2 separate regions of the Homo sapiens genome follow, and region 2 is linked to region 1. The links are chromatin contacts, found by Hi-C or POLR2A ChIA-PET in ENCODE. All regions are on one chromosome and are shown on one strand. Each heading gives the region's core, a stretch centred on a gene start or an enhancer-like site at or near the end of the contact. The rest is flanking DNA. Distances are from core to core; before and after follow the strand shown.

The links. Hi-C counts contacts between places; a loop is a spot of excess contacts on that map. ChIA-PET counts read pairs that join two places held with the same protein, here RNA polymerase II (POLR2A). Pooled maps may share reads with other maps.
Region 2: a loop to region 1 is called in a pooled map, with 3 times the contacts of the local background. The contact joins two enhancer-like sites. A Hi-C loop is called at or near these places in 4 of 50 pooled maps. POLR2A ChIA-PET finds 5 or more read pairs at or near these places in 9 of 52 experiments (GM12878, HCT116, Panc1 and 3 more).

What each region holds. Positions count from the first base shown.
Region 1 is chr2:38,538,881-38,545,741 of GRCh38, forward strand. No RefSeq gene overlaps it. Among named protein-coding and RNA genes, the nearest start is that of LINC02613, 27 kb to the left of the region's middle. RefSeq lists a silencer at 2,447-2,741 and an enhancer at 2,447-2,741. Within about 2 kb of position 3,630, at least 4 of the 41 ENCODE cell types and tissues checked have a DNase peak (open chromatin) inside an H3K27ac peak, as active enhancers do; they include HCT116, where a contact is called at or near this core.
Region 2 is chr2:38,686,590-38,693,450 of GRCh38, forward strand. It overlaps GALM (galactose mutarotase), which reads left to right. Exons shown (of 7, transcript NM_138801.3): 4 at 3,224-3,305. The region is part of intron 2 of LOC124905993 (a long non-coding RNA gene); the gene reads right to left. Among named protein-coding and RNA genes, the nearest start is that of GALM, 24 kb to the left of the region's middle. RefSeq lists a silencer at 6,138-6,432. Within about 2 kb of position 4,407, at least 7 of the 41 ENCODE cell types and tissues checked have a DNase peak (open chromatin) inside an H3K27ac peak, as active enhancers do; they include HCT116, where a contact is called at or near this core.

The sequences.
Region 1 (6,861 bases), core at 2,380-4,879:
CGATCTCTTGACCTCATGATCCACCCGCCTCGACCTCCCAAAGTGCTGGGATTACAGGTGTGAGCCACCGCACCTGGCCTTCCATGTTTTTACTGTTGCCTTCCCCCTTCTTGATGTTGCTGGTGTTAAGGTTTCCACATTTGATGTACCCCATCTCCATACCTCCCCATGGTCCTGTGTAAACCCCAAGTCTTCTAAAAAAGCCCCGTCTTTCCCTTCACTGAATTTCTGCCTCTACCACACAATTAGCACTAATGTACGTGGACATGCCCCCTAGAGGCTGAGCTTGCGTGAAGGGACCCAGGCACTTCTGGAGAGATGGGACCAGCCTAGAGGAGCTGACATGCATGAGGAGCCCAAGCAGCTCCAATTTTGTAACCACCCATTAAAGTGTGACAGGTGAGGGGGATGAAAGGCATTGCCCCTTCCTGAAGAACTAGGACACTGAGGGGACTTTGGGAGTCTAGGGAACATGATGCCATTTTGTACTCTGGCAGAGCCCCAAGCACAAACCGCACCCCCTTCAGGGGGGTTACGTGCCTGAGTGTCATGGGAGGCCACTCCCTCCCAGGGCTTCTCCAGCAGCAGGTGAGCCAAGGAGGAAAAACAGGGTGGGCGAAAAGGCCTTGAAATCACTGGATGAGTTTTACAGGGAACCTGAGCATACCGCAGAGGAGACATAGGTTATAACCATAATGTGATCCAGCATACAACCACAGACTGGGGAGGCTGAGAAAACAAAGGTTATGCTTTTTTTATTTTACAAAAGCACTCTTAAAAATTACAATACACAAGCCAGATATGGTGGCTCATGCCTGTAGTCCGAACTACTAGGGAGGCTGAGGCAGGAGGATTGCTTGAGCCCAGGAGTTCAAGGCTGCAGTGAGCCAAAATCGCACCACTGCACTCCAGCCTGGGCAAAAAAAAAAAAAAAAAAATTATAATACACACTCATAACAATTTAAATAAACTTAATTATAGAAAGCTAATATATTATATATAATAAAAATATATAAAAATATATCTCATATATAATATTGACACATATTTTATAATATATTATCATATATAATATATATATAATGTATATATTTTTTCTCCTCCCCTGTCCAATTATACTCTCTTAAAGTAACCAGTATTAGCATGCTGGTGTATATATCATTCCATATTTTTTCTACGCTTACACAAGCACTGAATCACCTGTTGAGGTCTCATTTATGCTTTTAACAAAAACATGGTCATATTTTTCATTATAATTTACCACTTGTTTATGTTTACTTAATATGTCTTCTACACCTTCCCAAGTCAATACATATAAATGTGGTTCATTCTACTTGATGATTGATTGCATGGTATTCCATAGAACAGATGTACTAGAATGTATTCAATGAACCCATCACTAATCATGGGTTTTGGTTATAGCTCATCAGCTTTGTTAATTGTTTCATCTGGGCTAGTCCTGTTTTAATTGTAATCTCCTAAATAACAAAGGCCATACCGTAAACACAAACTTACTTCTCAGAACTTCGTCGTTGCCTACATATGTCACACATTTAACATGACGTGAATATCCCTTTAATTTTGGAAATGCACATAATTTCTTCTCATTTGTTAAAAGGAAGACAGTTCTTAGGATGATAGGCTTATATTTGGCACGTTTACTGAGCAGGAGGAGATAATTTTTTAAATTTCATAATCCCATATGGTCTGATTTTTCTCCATATGTCAACCTCCTTCCCAACAGGTGCGTCATACTTTCCCACAGCACTACTCTTGTATCTCTACAGAAATCATATAAACTCTACCCCCATACCATAAAATGATTTAAGTTTCAGAGTGAGACTGCCTAATACAACACACTCATTTTAAAGATGAACAAAGCTAAGCATTCATAACTTAGCTACCTAGCAGAGGAGCCAAGGCTGGAACCTATCCAGGGCTGTCTCCACTACAGGACACAGCCGCACCAGGGCTGGGGAATGGCTGGGGCGCAGCACATAGGCGACAGTATTTTTGTTTGTATAAATTATAAAGTAGGTCGTTAATTTTTCTCAAAGACTTAACAGGTAGCTGATGGGTGCCACTTGCTAACCACCTGTTTGAAGAAGGAACTCTTGCTGCTGGACCTCAGGTCTACAGCTTGTTTTTCCCCAGAGGCTGCTCTTTATCCAGCTTGTGGTTTTCTCTGCATCCAGCAGCCAACAGAGTTGTGAATGCCCCTCTTTACTTGCATTCCCACACCATCCCTGGCATGCCAGTGTGCCCTGGCTTGGAGTTGAGGCTGCTGACTATCTAGTTATATAAAGGGAAAATCCTTCAGGCATAGCCAGAGGAAGCCTGTCAAGGGTGGACACAGATTTGTGGGGCCTAAACTTACAAAGTTTTTGAGACCATCTTTAATGGAAAACAATAGAAAAATGTCTTATTTTTGCCATTTATAAAAGAAACATATGCACACATTGCTAGGTCCTCTGCCTGGTGTCTTAGAAAGGTCTAGTCCCTGACAACTGAAGGGTGCTGAAGCTTAATTTCCTTTATCTTCAGGGCACAACTTCCCCTGGGCCTTATATGGAGTCAGTAGGGACACACCTGGGGCACCCTTTGATCCTTCACATGTAGATGGACAGAGCTGCTCAGAACCCTCCACGAGGTTATGCACACAGTAGCCCAAAGTCCAAGAGTTCCGGGACAGTCCCTGTTTTCAAATATTTAATTATGTATCAAACGATGCATCTTGACTTTTCAAAAAATATAAGTGACAAGGTTACAGAATAGAAGTACCAAAGAAAAACAAAAAAAAAGCAAGCAAAACAAAACAAAACAAAACCAACACCCCAAAATGCATACAAATCAGGATGGAATTACCAATTGTTCCCTGTGGATTTTTCCATTCCCATCTCAGAATGGAAAGAGCAAGCCCAGGACGGACAGTAATGGCACCCAGCAGCTGCAGAGTGCAAAAGTTCCCACCTGCTGAGAAAACAGCAGGAATCTTTAGAAGGAAATTCTCTTCCCTTATTAGGTAGCAGTAATTATGCTGCCAAGAAAAATCTTGCCTTCATAGACTTATGTTGCATAAGAAATAAAGTTTAGCTGGAATGGACAAGTTGAGTTCAAAAAACTACTGAAGAATCTCCTTCTACTCCCTGTCCTCAGCTTTCCATTCCATAGTAACTAGACCCGAGATTTCAGAGCACAGTATTGAAGCTGCTGTGCTGCATAAGTATCTCACACCCAAAGACTCAGGCAACTATTCCACAGTTTTCTTTTTGTTTTTTGTTTTTTGTTTTTTTGAGACAGAGTCTCACTCTGTCACCCAGGCTGGAGTGCAGTGGCGCGATCTCGACTCACTGCAACCTCCGCCTCATGGGTTCAAGCAATTCTCCTGTCTCAGCCTCCCAAGTAGCTGAGATTACAGACCCCCACCACAATGCCTGGCTAATTTTTGTATTTTTAGTTGAGACGGGGTTTCACCATGTTGGTCAGGCTGGTCTCAAACTCCTGACCTCAAGTTATCCGCCCACCTCTGCCTCTCAAAGTGCTGAGATTACATGCATGAGCCACCACGCCCAGCCAGTTCCACAGACTTCTAAGGGGCTATCAGGGAACAAATGTGTAGTAAAAACTGTTCACCAAGTGTTTATGAATCATCCAAGAAGGTCAGGATAGGTTTTTGTTTTGCTTTACGGGAGACATCCTGAATCTGAAAGGCAGAAGACACCTATCTGGCAGGTCCAGGGTTAGCACAATGTATTCACTGCCCGTTCAAGAATAGTAACAATGATCATAATAACAGTCATAACTATTGTTTGTTGAGACTATGTGCTTTAAATGCATTATCTCACTTAATCCTCATACCAACTTTGTCAATATTCATATTTCACCTACAAGAAAATAGACTTAGTGATGTGAAGAGACAATGTCATACAGCACACAGTGCTAAAGTTGATAATCAGACCCAACTCTATCAAACTCTAAAGGCCATTTATTTAACCACCGTGAAAGAAAATAAAATCTCAGGACCCCGTTTCATGATGCCAAAAGGAAAACATTAAGCTGAAAGCTGAGTCATGGCCAGAAATTGCCTTTCTCTTTGTTCCTAAGCAGACAGCTACAGATAAAAGGCCGGATGTCTCCACAGTCAGCTACTCTATGTTCACCTTATCAGTGATCAGTGCTGATTTACTGAGTGGGAGACGACTACATAATTGTCTGTTCTCCTACTTGCTCCTTTTCTCTTGCAACATGTGGATTCAGTCATGTGACCACATCCTCCCTCTTTCTCTTCCAGCCTGCTTTTCCCCTTTAAATACTGAAGGCTTCAAAGTGATCTTTGAAGAAAAGCCCCGACCACATGCTGTTTCTGTGGTATCTGTGTTCCTTTCTTCCGGCCATGTCCTTAACCTTGGCAAAATAAACTGCTAAGTTGATTGAGATCTGTCTCTGATACTTTTTGATTTATACCACTATACTTTCCAGTCTTTTTTCTTTTTTCTTTTTTTTTTTTTTTTTTTGAGACGGAGTTTCACTCGTTGCCCAGGCTGGAGTGCAGTGGCGCAATCTCGGCTCACCACAACCTCTGCCTCCCAGGTTGAAGCAATTCTCCTGCCTCAGCCTCCCAAGTAGCTGGGATTACAGGCATCTGCCACCACGCCTGGCTAATTTTATTTTATTTTTTTAGTAGAGACGGGGTTTCTGCATGTTGGTCAGGCTGGTCTCGAATTCCTGACCTCAGGTGATCCACCCGCCTCGGCCTCCCAAAGTGCTGGGATTACAGGCGTGAGCCACTGCGTACAGCCTCCAGTCTTCTTTAATAGGCAACAGATGGATTTCTAAGCAGTTACCTCAAGAAAAAAAAAAAAAAAGAAAAGGAAAATTCCGTGAAACAAATCCACAAGGATTAGCCAATCCCTACTTAGTGATGATGCCTACAGAAAGTGCTGTTGGCCAGGCTCCATTCCCTCACCAGTCCCAGCAGCAGAATCACCTGAGTACTTACAAAAAAGGCAGATTCTTGGGCCCACCCCCAGATCTATTGAATCAGAATCTCTGAGAATAGAGCCTGGGAATCCTCATTTAACATGACCCACCATACCCCAACTCCCAAGCAATTCCCCTTCACACTGAAGTTTCAGAAGAGCTGCTTGAAGGATGAGCATTCCTCCCAGCTTGCCTGGAAGATAAGTTTATACCTGTTATCCTGGCATATCAATAGTGCCTTGCTTTACCCCCATAAGTGTTCCAGTTTAGACAACCAACTTGCATGTATATATTTCTATATTTTTTGTACCAAAATAAACCATACTGTACATGCTATTTTATAACCTGAAATTTTTATGCAATGATTTCTACTTTTCCATATAAACTTTTATCTTTTCTCATACCAGTCTATATTCAGATGTTCTCAGTCATCTTTAAAACATTCTCTACATCTGGTTTAATCAGTCTACGCATTGCGTTATAATAGTTTCTCTTCTAAACTAGTTAAGTTTCTCTATCTCTTCCTCCCCACCCCACATCCCCACTTCTCTCTCTCTCTCTCTCTCTTTATCTCACACTGACTTGTTAATAGACTAGGCCAGATGTATTATAGGCTGGGCCATGTTTTGGATTTTTCTGGACACTTCTTTATGGTGTTAGTTTGGTCCCTTGTTTTCTGTATTTCTTATCAACTGAAAATTAGATTAAAATTTTTATTCTTATCAAGTTTGAGCCAAGTTTGGCTATACATCACAAGTAATGTTGTTTATTTCATCTTATATCACATCAGGAACATGTACTATCTTGTTGACCCACAATTAGTGACACTGAGATCAACCACTGAATGGAGTGACTTTTTGATGCAATGACAGGACACAGTTACATTCTTTTCCTTGCAACTGGGTAAAAATCTGTATGGTATCACTTTGGCTCTATATAAATATTCAATTTCCCATCAACCTAACGCTTTCAACAATTTGATACTTGTTGCCTGAGTTCAGGGTGTTGCAAAATGTCAGTTCACTAGTTCTATCAATCTTCTACATGATTAGCAGACCTTCTTCAGTAGAAAAGAGATTTTTCTTCATTATCTGGGACCATTTAGTTACCATGAAAAGCAGTTCCTATTGGAAAGGCAAGTTAAATGTTTCTTTTTTGTTGTTGTTGTTGTTGTTGTTGAGAGAGTCTCAGTCTGTCTCCATGGCTAGAGTGCAGTGGTGCAATCTCAGCTCACTGCAACCACAGCCTCTCGAGTAGCTGGGATTACAGGCATGCACCACCACACCCGGCTAATTTTTGTATGTTTAGTAGAGATGGGGTTTTGCCATTTTGGCCATGCTGGTCTTGAACTCCTGACCTCAAGTGATCCAACCACCTTGGCCTTCCAAAGTGCTGGGATTACAGGCATGAGCCACCGCACCCAGCCTGAATGTTTATTTCTTACGCTTTGATTATTTTCAAATTAAGGAACTAGTTTAATAGCCACTTGGGCCCAATTTCTGTGGTCCATTTGCAATATCTCCATCAAGAGAGCGAGCACCTTCCAGAAAAGTCTAGTGGTTATAGGAGAACTAAACAATGCTAAAAACTTTGGCCACATTATGCACAGATACAACTGGCAACCAGAAATACTCCACTGGAAATGGTAGCCCTGATGAGAAGTCATGGCCTAAGCTAACTAGTTTTTCACATCTGATTCTCTAGTCACATCATATACTGCATTTTTTTTTTTTTTTTTTTTTTTTTTTTTTGCTCAGGAAGTTCTTGAAGAGCGCTTCATTTATGATAGAACACACTCTGTTGCCTCTCAGAAAAGAGCTTTCATTAAGCACAAACAGAGCTGCTCTAGTAAATGGGCTCTCAACAAACAGGAGTACTGTA
Region 2 (6,861 bases), core at 3,157-5,656, 150 kb after region 1:
TATTTATAATAGTAAAACACTGGAAGCAACCCAGAAGTCTATCAACAGGAGAATGGATAAACAAATTGTGATACAGTCATACAACGGAATACTACTCAACAATACAAAGGAATATAACATGGATGATCCCAGTAGCATTATGTTGTGTGGAAATAACAAGGCACCAAAGAATATGTACTGCATACTTCTGTTTCTAAGGAGGCAGGCACCTAGGAAACAGAGTGAAGACCTGAATTAATGCTAGGCCAGGAGTCTGGAGAATGGCTTTGCCTCCTGCAGGTGTCCTCATTGGATGACATTACATAGCTTGTGTTCCTCCAGGCTTATTTGTGCACAGGAAGTATGGAGGTGCTTTGGTCCACCTGGGTTCTCTTTTTCTAACACTATTCAGCTCTGTATGTGGGCTGCAGCTCCCAGTTTAGCGCCACCAAGGCCTGGAACCCAACCTTCACACCCCTTGTCTCGACTGACCCAAAGCCCTCTGTGTTGAGCTGAGTAGTGAACAAATAGGGCCAAGGAAATACAGTAGTCCCAAATTCTCTTCCCTCAGCTCCTCTCCCACAGTCCCAGGGGCATCTCCAGGTGCTGGCACCACCCTGAGGCATGCGAGGATGGCAGGAGAGAGAGCCGCACAGAAGAGACATCCTCTCTAGGCTAGACCTGCTCTAGGCAGGGGTACAGACCCTCTCCCATCTTGGACCTGCTGCCCCAGCTCACAGCAGAGTGAGCTGTAGAAAGTGCAGAGGAGAGGCCTTTGCCCTGGCTTTGTCCCCCACCCACTCATACCCCTGCCCAGCACACACCCACTGGGAGAAAACAAGAGCATCATAGTTCTTCTGGACAGGCATGGTGGCTCAAGTCTGTAATCCCAGCACTTTGGGAGGCCAAGGCAGGCAGATTACTTGAGGTCTGGAGTTCGAGACCAGCCTGGCCAACATGGTGAAACCCCATCTCTACTAAAAATACAAAAATTAGCCTAGCATGGTGGTGGGCACCTGTAATCCCAGCTACTTAAGGAGGCTAAGGCAGGAGAATTGCTTGAACCCTGGAAGTGGAGGTTGCAGTGACCCAAGATTGCGCCACTGCACTCCAGCCTGGGCGACACAGTAAGACTCTGCCTCCGAAAAAAAAAAAAAGAGAATCGTAGTTTTTCAGAAAAAGAGCCTACTAGTGGTGTAATTAAACCAGTTTCTGTCGTGTTTAGACATGCATTCTCATGGTCTCTAAAATCTTGACCTTTCTTTTCAGAATTACTCAGTTGGATTGTGTGGGCCAGTCTTTCAGACCATAGAATCTGTTTCCAGCTAACCTGTCCTAACCCTGTCTCAAAAAAACCAGTCGGCCGGGCACAGTGCCTCACACCTGTAATCCCAGCACTTTGGGAGGCTGAGGTGGGTGGATCACCTGAGGTCAGGAGTTTAAGACTAGCCTGACCAACATGGTGAAACCCCATCTCTACTAAAAATACAAAAATTAGCCAAGTGTGGTGGCACACGCTTGTAATCCCAGCTGCTCGGGAGGCTGAAGCAGGAGAATTGCTTGAACCTGGGAGGCAGAGACTGCAGTGAGCCAAGATTACACTACTTCACTCCGGCCTGGGCGACAGAGTGAGACTCCGTCTCAAAAAAAAAAAAAATGTGTACTGGGTGCGGTGACTCACACCTGTAATCCCAGCACTTTGGGAGGCCGAGGTGAGCAGATCACCTGAGGTCGCGAGTTCGAGACCAGCCTGACCAACATGGAGAAACCCCGTCTCTACTAAAAATACAAAATTAGCCAGACGTGGTGGTGCATGCCTGTAATCCCAGCTACTAGGGAGGCCGAGGCAGGAGAATCACTTGAACCCGAGAGGCGGAGGTTGCAGTGAGCCGAGATCGCGCCATTGCATTCCGGCCTTGGCAACAAGAGCGAAACTCGGTCTCAGAAAAAAAAAAAAAGTCAAATGTCAAATATCCCCTGAGAGACAAAATTATCCCCAATTGAGAACCACTAGTTTAGCTCATCTTTGAGCATTCACTGAGCAAAAGCCCTCACTTGGTTTCCCTTCCACATCTTCTGGTGTGAAGCTTTAAAATATGTTGCTATTGATAATATAAAATAATATTTGTACTAGAAACATGCATGTATAAAGTTATTTGCCGATTTGCAAACAACACAATGCACCTTTCCTACACTGTTATTCACAAGGACCCTGGAAAAGGTAGAGGCATCATTAGCCCAAATTTATTTTATTTTATTTATTTTGAGATGGAGTTTTGCTCTTGATGCCCAGGCTGGAGTGCAATGGCACGCGCGATCTTGGCTCACCGCAACCTCCACCTCCCGGGTTCAAGCAATTCTCCTGCCTCAGCCTCCTGAGTAGCTGAGATTACAGGCATGTGCCACCACACCTGGCTAATTTTGTATTTTTAGTAGAGACGGGGCTTCTTCTTTTTGGTCAGGCTGGTCTCGAACTCCTGACCTCAGGTGATCCGCCTGCCTCGGCCTCCCAAAATGCTGGGATTACAGGCATGAGCCACCGCGCCCGGCCTCATTAGCCCAATTTTAAACCAAAGGAAATGAGAGTCTATGAGGTTAAATGAATTCCCTGGGACCACTCAGGAAGAGCTGGAACTACACCCCAGGCCTTCTGACACTGACCAGTACACCAGCCTTTGACTCCCCTGCAAAGGCCAGGCTGCATCTTCATGGAGGAGGTGGGCAAATTCTCAAAAGCAGGGACTGCGGTTCTGACACCTGGGCTTCTGTCATGGAGCAGAGAGTGGGGCCTCTGTGTGGAAACTGGGCTAGAGGGGGGTGCCAGGTGCACCCCCAGGAGTGAGCCTGGAGCAGTACCCTGACCTCTCAGGATGTGTGTGTTCCTGGTTACCAGTCATTGCTCTTCTGTTTGCCTGGCAAGTGAGAAGAATAGAAGAAACACCTCCACTAATAAGCCAAGGTCCAAAAGGCTTTCAAACCACTGTGGTCTCTGACTTTTCACCTTCATATTCTATTTAGAAAAGAAAATGCATGCACACTTGAAAGTTTCTTCCAAATTTATCTGTTGCTATTTTGAGGCCTTATCTACCTCCACTTAGTTGATTATATTTAATCATGACCATCAGCCAAACAAGATTTTAAAAGTTTTTGTCAATGCCTGAAAACATTTTTGCAAGATAAGTTAAAAAACAAATATATGAAATAAGACTAAGCAGAAAACCTTTCCCCTACCTTTTCCTCCCAGGCTTCCCCAAATATAAATGACCATGAAGTCACCATAGAAGCGGATACTTATTTGCCTGTGGATGAAACCCTGATTCCTACAGGTTGGTGAATTTAACCTTTTTGTGTTATGTGGGATCATGGATTGGCTCTCGAGGCCAAGAAAGGACATTAGTGGAGAAAGCGGTGAAATCTTAATAAAGTCTACAGTTTAGTTAATAGAATTATTCTAGTGGTAATTTCTTAGTTTTGATATGTGTACTGTGTTTATGTAAAATGTTAGCATGAGGGAAAGCTGGGACAGAGATGCAGTATTTTTACCACTTTTCTGTAAGTCTAAAATTATTTCAAAATTTCAAAAATTTTTAAAAAATGGTGAGTAAGATAATACTTTACTGGGGCTGGGCGCGGTGGCTCACGCCTGTAATCCCAGCACTTTGAGAGGCCAAGGCGGTTGGATCACTTGAGGCCAGGAGTTTGAGATCAGCCTGAGCAACATGGTGAGACCCCGTCTTATTTTTTTTTAAGATTAAAAAAAAATTTTTTTAATGCAAAAGAAACTAAAGTTAAAAAAAATTTTAAATAACTTTACTGGATACTCATCTTACACTAGGTAACAGCTTTTGTTTTAGCTGGCTTTTTTGGGAGGGGGGCGGTGCGGGAGGGGATAGGGTCTCATTCTGTTGCCCAGGCTGGAGTACAGTGGCACAATCTCAGCTCACTGCTGCCTAGACCTCCTCCCCAGGCTCAGATGATTCTCCCATCTCCACTTCCTGAGTAGCTGGGACCACAGGCACACACCACCACGCCTGTTGTATTTTTAGTAGAGACAGTGTTTTACCACGTTGCCCAGGCTGGTCTCAAACTCCTGGACTCAAGCAATCTGCCCGCCTCAGCCTCTCAGAGGGCTGGGATTACAGGTGTAAGCCACTGCGCCCGGCCACTTTGGCCTCTTTAATGGGTTGAGTTTATGGCTGCTAGTTCAAACTTTTTATGAGGAAGAAAGGTAAGCATGTGAGCCTGCATACCCAACAGCAACTTCAGGTAACAGCAGGCATTAGGAACTCCCATAAATATAGTGACTACAAAACTAATTGGAATAATAATGAAAAATTGAGCTCAATGGGGTCAAATTTTTGGCATCACAGTTTTTGAATATTTTCCTGGCTCCAGGGCTGAGTTTAAAGGCTTTTCTGTTTGTCTTGGTAGCATGTGTCATCTTGTGATATTTACATGACTCAATAGAAGGGCATGAGTAAGCTGGCCCATCTGGTCCTAGAGGCAGAATTACTGCAGTAGAACTATATGTTGTGAACTGCAAGGAAAAAATAGTGGTGGCTGCTGTTTTGTGACTGATAAGGAAGAAAGTGAATCAATTAGCTTATAAGTGGAGGTTATGAAATAAGTGCATATTTATTTGTGTATATTTATAAAATCTTCTCATGCTATCCGGTTGAGTTGATCAGATGAAAATCACAACAGGGCATAATTTGTGCATTTAAAGGCCTGTAAAGGCCAAGTTATTTTACTTGATTGTAAAAAATCATTGTGGCAAAGCACAGTAGGCTTAACATGCACTCTAATGGACTGCATAAAACTTGCGTTCGCTGGGTATGGTGGCTCACACCTGTAATCCCAGCACTTTGGGAGGCTGAGGCAGAGGAGGATCACTTGAGCCCAGGAGTTCGAGACCAGACTGTGCAACACAGTGAGATCCCATCTCAACAAAAAATTGAAAAAAAAAATAGCCAGGTGTGGTAACACGCACCTGGGGTCCCAGCTACTCAAGAGGCTGAAGCAGGAGGATCTCTCGAGCCCAGGAGTTGGAGGCTGCAGTGAGCCGTGATCTCTGCTGCACTCTACCCTGGGCAACAGAGCAAGACCCTATCTCAAAAAAAAACCTAATTGGGAATATATGTGTTATATTTCAGTAGTTTTTTTTTTTTTTTAAAAAAGACCAAACTACCATTTATAATCACCATCTTTTCATGAAAGAATATTTTAGTACCATAAAAGTGTAAACAAATTTAATCTCAGAATAAGGAACAACTCTTTATGTTGAATTTATGTAGCTTTTTAAAAAATAATATGGTACCACTTGGAGCCAATACTATAAAAAAAATAAATAGCAGATTATCCAAACGTATCTCAGTTTTCTGGGGACCAGTGAAAATGTTATCACTAACTCATAATTCAGAACTAGTAATTGATCTGTAAGGCCACTTCTCTCTCTTGCATTCTCCAATTCTACGAGGCTCCTAGCATGACATTTTACTGCTATTTCCACAACTCTTCAAATCCTTTAGAGCTCTATCATTGAAGTAAATAAGTTGCTGCAACTTCAGAGCTCATGAAAAATTTGTAATTCTCTCCTACCTATCCATACTTGAGTCAGACCTACATGTTATACCTGTTTGCCGAGTGACACTTAAGCAGAAATTGTAGTATTGTTTTCTCTTTTCTCAGAAGTCCTTAAGAAACAAGCTAATTGTCTGATTCCTTTGAAACTTCCTCCAAAAATGGGTGGTAGTAACTGCTACCCTGCACTTTAGGAATGTAAGAATTCACATGTCTGGCCCACTTTCCACTGAGAACAAATCTCTAGGAGCCCAGATTTTCTCTCTTTTTTTCTTTCTGTTTTGTAGAGACAGGGTCTCCCTATGTTGCCTAGGCTGGTCTTGAATCCCTAGGCTCAAGCAATCCTCCCACCTGGGCCTCCCAAAGTGCTGGGATTACAGGTGTGAGCCACCATGCTGGTCCTCATCTGACTCTTAACACTGATCAAAAGCCCATGAGCTTAATTTTGAAAGAAATCCAAAAGGCTTGCCCATCATTTGATCACTCAGAAGTGCTGCTGGGCTCTCTAGGAGTTGGCAGTCTATGGGAAGGGTCAGCCAGAATTGTGTCCATTAATCTGGAAAATATCAGGATAGACATAACTAGGAGACTTGGCACAGAGGGCAGGCACTGCTGAGGGGGCTTCCAGATAGAGGAAATGAGAGTTAAATAAAACCTGGAAGGGAAAGTGGAAGTTTGCCAGGGAGTGAGGAGGAGAAAGGTGTTCCAGATAAAGATGAACAAGCGTGGGCGGTGCAAGAAATAGCAGGACTAGCCCAGGGAAGTGCTGTGCTTTTGAAGCAAAGCATTTGGGGCATAATTTTAGTGGCAGAGAGTGGATGGGCCTGGAGAGGTTGATTGGGGCCATGTCAGATCTGTACCAGGCTCTGTGGAACTGCAATCCCTAGGGTGGCCCTGGGTGGCCCCAGGCTGGCCTGGAGCTCAAGGCCGATCCACATAGCTGACTCACAGGTGTGCCTGAGTCCAGTCTCAAACTTCAGCGTGTTCTGCCAGAGCTGGACTGAACCACAAGGCCACTTTCCTGAGACGTGCTACAAGAACCTGTTAGACCAGGTCGGGTGCAGTGGCTAATGCCTGTAATCCCAGCAATTTGGGAGGCCGAGGTGGGCAAATTACTTGAGATCAGGAGTTCGAGACCAGCCTGGCTAACATGGTGAAACCCTGTCTCTACTAAAAATTCAAAAATTAGCTGGGTGTGATGGTAGGCGCCTGTAATCCCAGTTACTTGGGAGGCTGAGGCAGGAGAATCGCTTGAACCCAGAAGGCAGAGGTTGCAGTGAGCCCAGATCACGCCACTTTACT